Regions from separate parts of the Homo sapiens genome. Here region 2 is linked to region 1. The links are chromatin contacts, found by Hi-C in ENCODE. All regions are on one chromosome and are shown on one strand. The core of a region is the stretch at or near the end of the contact, and the rest is flanking DNA. Distances in the headings are between cores, read along the strand shown. Region 1 holds the start of TAX1BP1-AS1 (TAX1BP1 antisense RNA 1). Region 2 holds the start of GARS1 (glycyl-tRNA synthetase 1).

Region 1 (5,234 bases), core at 873-3,372:
AAACAGCGGTCTACAATTTAAGAACGTGATGGGCTGGGTGCGGTGGCTCACACCTGTAATCCCAGCACTTTGGAAGGCCGAGGCAGGCGGATCAAGAGGTCAGGAGTTCGACACTAGCCTGACCAACATGGAGAAACCTCGTCTCTACTAAAAATACAAAAATTTGCCGGGTATGTGTGGGGAAAAGCAAGAGAGATCAGACTGTTACTGTGTCTGTGTAGAAAGAAGTAGACATAGGAGACTCCATTTTGTTCTGTACTAAGAAAAATTATTCTGCCTTGAGATTCTGTTAATCTATGACCTTACCACCAACCCCGTGCTCTCTGAAACATGTGCTGTGTCAAACTCACGGTTAAACGGATTAAGGGTTGTGCAAGATGTGCTCTGTTAAACAGATGCTTGAAGGCAGCATGCTCCTTAAGAGTCATCACCACTCCCTAATCTCAAGTACCCAGGGACACAAAAACTGTGGAAGCCTGCAGGGACCTCTGCCTAGGAAAGCCAGGTATTGTCCAAGGTTTCTCCCCATGTGATAGTCTGAAATATGGCCTCGTGGGAAGGGAAAGACCTGACCATCCCCCAGCCCGACATCCGTAAAGGGTCTGTGCTGAGGAGGATTAGTATAAGAGGAAGGCATGCCTCTTGCAGTTGAGACAAGAGGAAGGCATCTGTCTCCTGCCCGTCCCTGGGCATGGAATGTCTCAGTATAAAACCCGATTGTACGTTCCATCTACTGAGATAGGGAAAAACCGCCTTAGGGCTGGAGGTGGGACATGTGGGCAGCAATACTGCTTTGTAAAGCATTGAGATGTTTATGTGTATGCATATCTAAAAGCACAGCACTTGATTCTTTACCTTGTCTATGATGCAAAGACCTTTGTTCACGTGTTTGTCTGCTGACCCTCTCCCCACTATTGTCTTGTGACCCTGACATAGCCCCCTCTCGGAGAAACACCCACAAATGATCAATAAATACTAAGGGAACTCAGAGGCTGGCGGGATCCTCCATATGCTGAACGCTGGTTCCCCGGATCCCCTTATTTCTTTCTCTGTACTTTGTGTCTTTTTCTTTTCCAAGTCTCTCATTCCACCTAACGAGAAACACCCACAGGTGTGGAGGGGCAACCCACCCCTTCAGTGTGGTGGTGCGCGCCTGTAATCCCAGGTACTCAGGAGGCTGAGGCAGGAGAATCGCTTGAACCTGGGAGGCGGAGGTTGCAATGAGCCGCGATCGCGCCACTGCACTCCAGCCTGGGAGACAGAGCAAGACTCCATCTCAAGGAAAAAAAAAAAAAAAGAACGTGATGACTAGAAAACAAAAACTACAATGTTCTTTGAAGTTGAACAATCAGTTTGAAAAATAAATAAAACCTTATTAGAAGTCGGCATCATCAAACAATCCTTCAAGTTTACCCTTGAAAGGAACAGAACGAAAGAGAAAGGCTGTCCTAAGCTCCTTCCCTAAACCCGAAAAGCACTTTGAGGACGATCGACCCACTTTTAGTTTCTATTCAAATGATCTCTTTAAATCCTTTAGGAATTGAGCACCAAACTTGTAACTATTAATTGTTCGTGCACAGCTCGTAGAAATTTTAACATTAGCAGAATGCAGACAGCTGAAAAATCAAGATTTATTTTCCCATCTAAAGCCTAACATAATAGCAATTCATAACCACTGTGTGAAACCGGAAATCTAACACTGTGTATGTCTAAAGTCAAATGCCAGTGTTTTCTAACAAAACTTTTACCAATAAGGTGTGTACACACACCCACACAGACGCACGCTAAGCTCAATTTTTTACTAATAAGGTGTACGCGCGCGCGCGCACGCTAAACTCTAGCCACAGATTCCCTAAGCCAGGAGTGCAAGTCGGTCGGGACTAGTCCACACCTTGCGAACGGGGCGGGGTGGGGAATGGATTCCAGGTGAAGCAGGCCATCAGCCAGAACCGCCAACTCCGCCCGCGGCCCTCAAAAGTAGGCGGCGCAGGGAGTCTCCGCCCCCTTCGCCACCGGCGACTCAAACCAAAACAGCTGGGTTTCTCTCCGCAAAGGCAAACCCCAGCGTCCTTCTCGGACGCGACCTACGTGTTTTCTCAGCTTACTGCGCCGGTAAAACCCACACTGCCCTCAAAACAGTCACCCCAGAGTTTAGCCTTGGACACCAGAAGCTTTTCCTTCGGGGGTCGCCAGCGTCACTCGTCCCCAGCCAAAGGGCCCCCGTCCCACACGCCTCCCCCAAATCGCGAAGGCCTGTCCCACGGGCCTCCCACCGCGTGGGGCGGCCACCCGTTGCCATTCCAAAACTCCACAGCTGATCCGAGTCGCCCACACCCCCGTCACAATCGCAGTCTGGAAAGGAAGGTTTGTCTTCGGGAAGGAAAGCCTCGTCACCACAGAGACCTCTCCCGAGACCGGCCAGGCCCCTACAGTACAGGGGCTGAAGGGTGTAGCACGAGCCCTAAAAGAGATGCAGCTGGAGGCCGCCCCGCACAAGGCGCTGGGGTGGACCGGGGAGGCGCCTTACCCAGTGGAAAGACTCCCGGATCAAGGGAGAAAGTTACGCAGGCTTCCGATCCTGATCCGCCATCAGCCGCCGAACCTCTTCCGCCACTACCGCCTACCCCCAAAGACCGGCTACACCTCCCCTCCCAGCCGACAGTAGGCCTTGCGTCACTTCCGCCCACGGGGCGGTCTCTTCCGCCTCCTGCCTGGTTCGCCGCTCCCCTCCGCGACGACACGCCCCCAGCCCACTCCGCCGCGGGACGCCTCATCCCGCGGGTAGGCTGGCTCTCTCCTTACTTCGTCCTTGCTATTTTCGTTCAACTTAATCGCAGCAAAACAATGCGTCTGGATTTACATTCTGATTTTATGTTATTATTTTGACATACGAAAGGGGGAAACACACAGGAGGTTTAAGTAACTCACCAGCGATGTGGAAAGGGCAGCTCAGAGGTCCATGGACAGTACCGTATCCCTGTCTGCGTCTCAGTCGGCCTAAACTAGCCCACTCATTTTATAGATAAGGAAATAGCCAGAGAAGCAAGGGAGTGACCACACGGCTAGGGCTGCAAACCCCTGAGCACCAAGACTGTCTCTGAACTCCTGGCCCAGTCGTGTGCTTTTTTGGCTATGAAGTTTTGTTCACTGAAAGCTCCTAGGAGCTTTTCAGTTCTAATGCCCTCTGATTCTATTTGCTCTCGCTCCAGCAGAGGCCTCTTTTCTAGCCGCATTTCTGTGAGTTACCTGCTTTTGTTATCCGTATCATTTTCCGTGTGTGAATTTTCTCCCGCGTTCTGTTATTTCTAAAATCACTTTTGCTTGTTGTATATGTTGCCTTCCTATATTGGACATTCAGTTTGAATCGTAACTCCACAGAAGCAAATGTGTCCCATTCGAATTCATCATAGTCTTCTGTTGCCGTAAAACCCTGACAAACCTTGCAATAGCACCAGAAAGGATATGTAAATTAGATCGCATTAAATGTTGAAGCACATTCTAAATACAGAACATTCAAAATTATCTTTCATATACTTTCATCTTTACTTCCAGTTATTTCAGAAGACATTAGCTTTGATAACATAGGTTCTCAATATTTACAGACTGATTTGTTTCCTGTGTATTGACATTTTTGAACTTGGTCTTGTGCTGGGTATTATACTTGATCATAGAATTTCAGAAGAACCTTAATAGGCCATTTAGTCCCAGTCTCCTTATTTTATGGATGAAGAAAACGGTGTGAATAATCAACATAAGTTATCACTTGCGTTACTGGTAGCAACCTTCTGGTAGTAGAAATAACTGTGTCCCTTAAGAAATGTAAACATAGCAGTGAATTTTATAAGCACAATTTGTCAGAGATGTCACTCTTTGTTTAAATCACATTCCTATTTATATGTAATACATTTTTAATTACCACTAATTTTCAGTTAATGAAATCAGAAAAACAGTATGCTTAATAAAAACCATAATTGAAAGACTTTTTTTTTTGCCCTGAGAGGGACGGAGTTTCGCTCTTGTTGCTCAGGCTGCAGTACAGTGGCGCGATCTCGGCTCACTGCAACCTCCGCCTCCCGGGTTCAAGCAATTCTCCTGCCTCAGCCTCCCAAGTAGCTGGGATTACAGGAGCCAGCCACCACGCCTGGCTAATTTTTGTATTTTTAGTAGAGAGGAGGTTTCGCCGTGTTGGTCAGGCTGGTCTCAAAGGACATTTTCACAGGTATTTTTACTTTGTTATTTTTAATTATTTCTTGAATTTTTAGACCTTATTTTCCCCAGGAAGGTATTTGTTCTGGAATTTTAGCTTGCTTCATTCATTTTAATAATGATCCTTTAATTTTTAGACCAAGTTTTTCCCACCAAGATAAATAGATACCCTCTTAGTATTTAATTGAATTTCTGGGTTTTGGGGGAGTAGGGTTTGGGTTTTTTGTTTGTTTGTTTTTTGAGACAGAGTCTCGCTCTGTCACCTAGGGTGTAGTGCAGTGGCATGATCTCGGGTCACTGCAACCTCCACCTCCCAGATTCAAGCAATTCTCCTGCCTCAGCCTCCCCAGTGGCTAGGATTACAGGCGCACACCACCACACTGGGCTAATTTTTATATCTTTAGTAGAGACGGGGTTTCTCCATGTTGGCCAGGCTGGTCTCCAACTCCTGACCTCAGGTGATCTGCCTGCCTCAGCCTCCCAAAGTGCTGGGATTACAAGCATGAGAGACCGCACCCGGCTTTAATTGAATTTCTTAAAGTTAGCCTCTTATTTGTATGGCAGTGGACTATGGCTAGAAGAGATATGGATTCACTTCCTTTAAGTGAAATCTTTCTGCCAGATGGATTTCAGAATTCAGAATTTTTCAGACTTTAGAGAGGTGTGCTTTATGTGACATTCCTCACTATCTGGGGCAGCACCCACAGTCAACTTTTTTTTCCGGAACAATTATGAATATCACACTAAGATAAATGAAATGTATAGTCTCACTCAAGTCAAGTTTTTCAGGTCAGGTTCTGCCACTTTGCCCTTGGGTTCAGGTCAAGTTTTAATGACAAATGAGTCAGGTCAAACAGGTTTTGCCACCAAATGTTGAGAAAACATTTGATTTTCAGAGCTTTTTCTTTTTTTTTTTTTTTTTGAGACGGGGTCTCTGCCCTCTTCCCTGTCACCCAGGCTGGAGAGCAGTGGCAAGATTTCGGCTCACTGCAACCTCTGCCTCCCAGGTTCGAGTGATTCTCCTTCTG
Region 2 (5,234 bases), core at 1,365-3,864, 2.9 Mb before region 1:
TTCTGGGTAAAGTATATGAAGAAAGACATATGTAGGTGGAAAAGGAAAAATAATTTTAAAAGCCGTTTCGGATAATTGTGGATATTCTTTGATACTACCTCAAAACTCTGACAAGTGGTAGCTTCTTCAAGGTTATTTCTAACTCAGAAACTATAGCAATGAATTTTTTGTACTGTCAGAATAAATCTATTAATGTATCTTAAGCTTTGAATGGCTCTTTCACCAATACCTGATTTCATAACATCATGCATTGGTCACCTGGAAAACACTGGTTCACTGAGTTACGCAGATTATCCAAATACTATCAAAAAAAAATCCACGTTTGTTAATATCACCACTCATCTCATCACAGATATCTTTAAGGACTGTGAAGCTGCCAAGCTCACAGCAAAAGATACGAGTCTTCCCAAATTCTAAAATTTCCCCAAAGTTTGAATTTTATTATTGGCCACAAATACTAACCGTTGTTTTCTTAAAGTGACAAACTCACTTCATTCATTTTCCAGATTAACAAATTTCTATGAAACATGTGCTACTAACAAGACCAGTCATTAAGTAAAAATCCCACTCCGGAAAGGTTTTCAATTGCACTTCACAATGGAGTTATCCAAAATGGATAGGGGTGACAGTGTGTCTCATTTCCCCATATACAAAAAATGGGTAAAATTAGATCATCTTTAAATTATTTTTCAGCTGACATAGGACTCAGTAATTCACACAATTAACTAACTGATATATGTGTGTTCTTGGAAAATTAGAAAAAAATATCCAAACTAACTTAAATCAACTAACTCGTATATTCGGAAAATATCTTAAAGTACAAAACAATAATCAAGACAACATAAACAATACACAAGACAGTAGTTAGTAGCATCGGAAAGCTGCCGCGATCAAAGTTTACTTTAGTTAACTAGATCCTGTCTTAACTACCGATGGATGATTTTCACTGCAGTTCCAGGCTAACGTGGCAGAGGGAGGGGTTTGGGTGTGGTGGTTTTTTTTTTTCTCCAAATTAGTTGTATGCTTCCTTCTAAAGGGAAGGATATTTTTTAAAATGGCAAGTTAAGAAAAGACAAAGGAACCACACCTAATTTTATTTGTGGAGTGGAAGGTGGGTGGAGGGAGACAGAATATGCAATCGGTGTTCTGACACCAATCATGAAGAAAAAAGTTAAGCCCGTGGTGATATTTCAAAATGAAAGGCTATTTATTAAAATCGGTCAGGCTCAAACCAGCGAAGAGGACAGATGGCAAAGTGGCTGAATTTGCGGCAGCTATGCCCCAATGAATTATTTCCGAGATAGGGTTCCACCCTCTGTAGCTAAGGCAAATTATTGCATCAGGCGCCCATGCAGGAGAAACCCGTTTGGTGTTTACTACTAAGTCATGATCTCCGGGGTCCTACTGCAAGCTCTGGCTCTCCCTAATTGCATATGGGAATCATCTGAAATAATCTTTTCCTTGATATCTCTAAATTCTAAACTCTATGGCAGTGCCCTAGGAAAAGGAGGTCTATATTAAATCACCAAGTCCTTCAGCCCATGAAACCTTCCCTCACCTTCGGGAAAATCAAATGTCAAAATATTCCATACTAAGGATGGCTGACTTCACTCCGCAACACTTAGTTTCCCAGGTTTACGATCTGAGGGCTCACTGGTTCCAAACGGCCTTTTCAGAAGCCAGAAAAGATGACAAGAGCAAAGGATGATGAGTTCACAGCATTAATAGAAAAGTTCGACACCTCCCCACATCCACATTTCAATTCTATTTTCTCAGCCAATCATTCCGCTAAACTAAGCACTGAATGAAGGAAGATGTTAAGGGGGAAACACTATCAAAGCATCCTAAAGATTAAAGGGCCTGGCCGTAAGACGAAAGAACCGGCAGTTTTTCGGCTCATCATTGACCACTGAAAGAATTAGGAGGCTTTCCACCCAGGGTGCACAAAGAGTACAGCAGAGCCTGGAAAACTGAAGTTAAGGTTATTCAGTTAGGAGGCGAGGACAACCAAAGGGTCACAGATCCCAGCCCCACTGGAAATAGAGGAGACGCGGGCTGTGACAGAATGGGGAAGGGAGAACGGAGCCGGAGAGGGACGCAGGAAGTCGGAGGGGTTCCAGGGAGTCATCCAAAAAGAGAGGAGGACGGAGGTCCGCGGGAGAGGAGGTGGCTGACGCACGGGGGACTTGGGACCAAAGTGGGGGAGGCGAAGAAGACGCCAGAGGATGAAGGGAAAGAAAGGGGTAACCGAAGAGGAGGACAGTTCCCCGGGGAGGAGGGAAGGATGACCAGAAGAAGGCCCTGGGAGGAGAGCCGGAGGCTTAGCGGAGAGCGCAAAACACCGGTACCTGCTGGCGCACTGCTAGCCTCAGAGGTGCCAGCACCTCCTCAGCCCCCGCGCCGTCCATGCTGCTCCGGGAGGCGGCGGCGGGCAAGGAGATCGGGGGGCAGGAGGCCGCGCTGAGGGACCGGCGGAGCAGGAGCGAGGGTCGGGCTAAGAGCCGGGGCGGCAGCAGCAGCAGCAGAGCGGCGCGAGCACCTCTAAGCAGCACTGGACGCGGAGAGGGCATGAGCCTGCGGCCCTGGGCTGTCCAGAGAGGGTGGCGACGGAAGCGGCGCGCGCCGCCCGGCTCGGAGCATGATGAAATCGCCGCGTAAACGACGCGGCGCGCGTGCTGCCGCACATTCACCACCGCGTGACGCGGCGCCGGGTCGCCGCCGCAGATTCGACACAAAACCCGGAAGGACCCCGCCGAAGGTTTTCTCCGGTTCGGGAGAGAGGTAGGTAGGGTTGCGAGCGAACAGATTTGCACAGAAGTGCGTCAAGCCACCCCAGCAGGGTGGATGTTCAGGGACACAGCTCTGAGCGAGACCTGCAGGCCGAGACACACGAGAACCTTCAAAGCATAGGTTTTTATACGAGTGACACCCCGGCCGACCTACTTGAACGGACACTTCTGTTTCTGTTCTTTCGCGCCCTGCGCCTTAAAAGGGTCGCAAAACATCAAATCAGATAGGGATCTTAGACTTCTGTTGCTCAAGTGCAGATGTTCCCCAGATAAGGAAATAGGCCCAGAGAGGTTAATGATTTGCCCAGAGTCACACATTCTTGGTCCGCCGATGTCAAGACAAAAGCTGGCGAACGGGGGAGGAGGAGTGAGGGGATAGAGTCACCCCAGGCTTTCTGGAGAAGGTAAATTCCAATCTGCCCTTGCGGGGCGAGCAGGATTTGAACCGGCAGAGATGAGGAAAGGCAAGAGGTGCCTGATAAGTCTTTCTGCTTGGCATAGCCTCAGTCTATCTGCCTCCTGTGGTTAGGCCCCAGCTGACCAACCACCCAGAGATGGCTTCCCCCCGCCCCACACACCCAGTTCCTCCTGCCCAAAGGGTGGAGGGCCTAGAAAAGCTGGGTTCCCCCTCCAGGAAAGGAAGAGAAAAATGATGTGTTGGTTATAAAAACAGCATTGCGCACACCTGCAAAAATGGCTAAAATGAAAATGATGGAAAATGCCAAGTGACCCTCTGAGACTCCCCTACACTGCTCAGGGGAGTGTTAACTGGTGCAGCCAGCCACTTGGGAGCTCTTCGGCAGTATGCACGTACGTCTCCCTGTGACCCACAATCCCACCCCAGGAGTGTGCAGGAGTAGACGGGCTCAGTATAATGAAGTCTCCTTTCCTAATGGTGTGAAAGTCCATGTTATTTCTCTTCCCGTTCCAGTGTGCAGTTCTGGAGAAGTACTTACAATTCAACATGAGCAGGGTGGGTTGCTTAAGAACCTTCTGCAATATTGAACAATTATATTTTTAAACACTTTTATTTCAAGATTTGATATTAATTATAATTTATTTGGCTTTTATTTTACTAGGCAATTTTGAATTTATTTTAATATCTTTAAATGTGAAAAATCATTTTAAGTTTTACTTTTATTTTTATTTAGATTTTTATTAAAATGTTGAAATTCTATATCCTTTGAATAAAACTATTTTATTTCTAAAAAATTCCTTAGATCAATAATGTCTCATCCATTTTCATGTTAGGACAGTCCTGAAAGGACTCCAAATCCGTTCTTCCCTCCTCCCCGACCAATTCATCCTCCCCACTGCTGCTTCAGTCATTCTTTCTTTCTTTTTTCTTTTTCTTTTTTTTTCCAGACGGAGTCTCGCTCTTTCACCCAGGCTGGAGTGCAGTGGCGTGATCTTGGCTCACTGCAACCTCCGCCTCCCGGGTTCAGGCGATTCTCCTGCCTCAGCCTCCTGAGTAGCTGGGATTACAGGCGTGCGCCACCACACCCAGCTAATTTTTTTATTTTTAGTAGAGACGAGGTTTCACCATGTTGGTCATGCTGGTCTCGAACTCCTGACCTCGTGATCCGCCCGCCTCAGCCTTCCAAAGTGCTGGGATTACAGGTGTGAGCCACTGCACTCGGCCCAGTCATTATTTCTGAAAGGCAAATCTGACTGTGTCCCTTCTCTTCTCAGGACACTTCAGTAGGCTCTTCATGGCCCTTGGAAGAATTTCCCAAACAGTTTTCTTTTGAAAACTGTGTCTGCACAATAATGATAATAGTTTATGTTTGTTGAGCACTCACTATGTACCAGTTAGTTCTAATTTATCTCATGGAATTTATTCACCAATTTAGTGAGATAGGTTCTATAGTTATTCAGAATTTTCACATGTGGGATTCAAGGGACTGAGATATCAAACAGCTTGTCCATGGTCACACAACTAAGTGAGTGTTGGGCCAGAATGTGAGCTGGGGGCAGAGGCAGATTTTCTACATAGCTAATGAAGCTTCAAGTGAGTTTAGCCCCTTTCTCTGTTGGGCTCTTTAAGTGCCCTGCAAGAGGCCCTAGTATTGTGTATGTATGATCATATATTTTTCTTGCTTTATTAAAGTTCATTTCTTTGAGGGAAATAAATTTTGCATACATTAAAATGAACAAAAATGTATAGTTCAATGGGTTTCGACAAAGCAATATCCTTTTGTAACCCCAACACCAAGCAAGATAAAGAACATTTTCCCCTGACTCCACAAAGTTCCCTTGCATGTCATCCCGGTCATCCCACCCTCCACAACCAGGCGATCACTATTCTCATTTATTTTCCTCTTAGATCTAGACTGTTGTATAAATGAAATAATGTAATATGTACTCTGTGTCTGATGTCTTTAATTGACCATAATGTGTGAGAGATTAATCCATATTGTTTCACATATCAGAAACTTGCCCTTT

Evidence for each region. Hi-C counts contacts between places; a loop is a spot of excess contacts on that map. Pooled maps may share reads with other maps.
Region 2: a loop to region 1 is called in a map of CD8-positive, alpha-beta T cell, with 11 times the contacts of the local background. The contact joins the promoter of GARS1 here to the promoter of TAX1BP1-AS1 in region 1. A Hi-C loop is called at or near these places in 3 of 168 maps with a recorded cell type or tissue (B cell, CD8-positive, alpha-beta T cell and naive thymus-derived CD4-positive, alpha-beta T cell), 1 of 37 single-sample maps with no recorded cell type and 6 of 50 pooled maps.

What each region holds. Positions count from the first base shown.
Region 1 is chr7:27,737,563-27,742,796 of GRCh38, reverse strand. TAX1BP1-AS1 (TAX1BP1 antisense RNA 1) reads left to right here and starts at 2,122. Exons shown (of 2, transcript NR_187572.1): 1 at 2,122-2,781. TAX1BP1 (Tax1 binding protein 1) reads right to left here and starts at 2,635. Exons shown (of 17, transcript NM_006024.7): 1 at 2,528-2,635. RefSeq lists enhancers at 974-1,837, 2,352-2,621, 1,838-2,700 and a silencer at 1,952-2,184.
Region 2 is chr7:30,592,258-30,597,491 of GRCh38, reverse strand. GARS1 (glycyl-tRNA synthetase 1) reads right to left here and starts at 2,614. Exons shown (of 17, transcript NM_002047.4): 1 at 2,349-2,614. The coding sequence starts at 2,570. RefSeq lists a silencer at 1,323-1,422 and enhancers at 1,318-1,931, 1,932-2,545, 2,566-2,915, 2,546-3,159.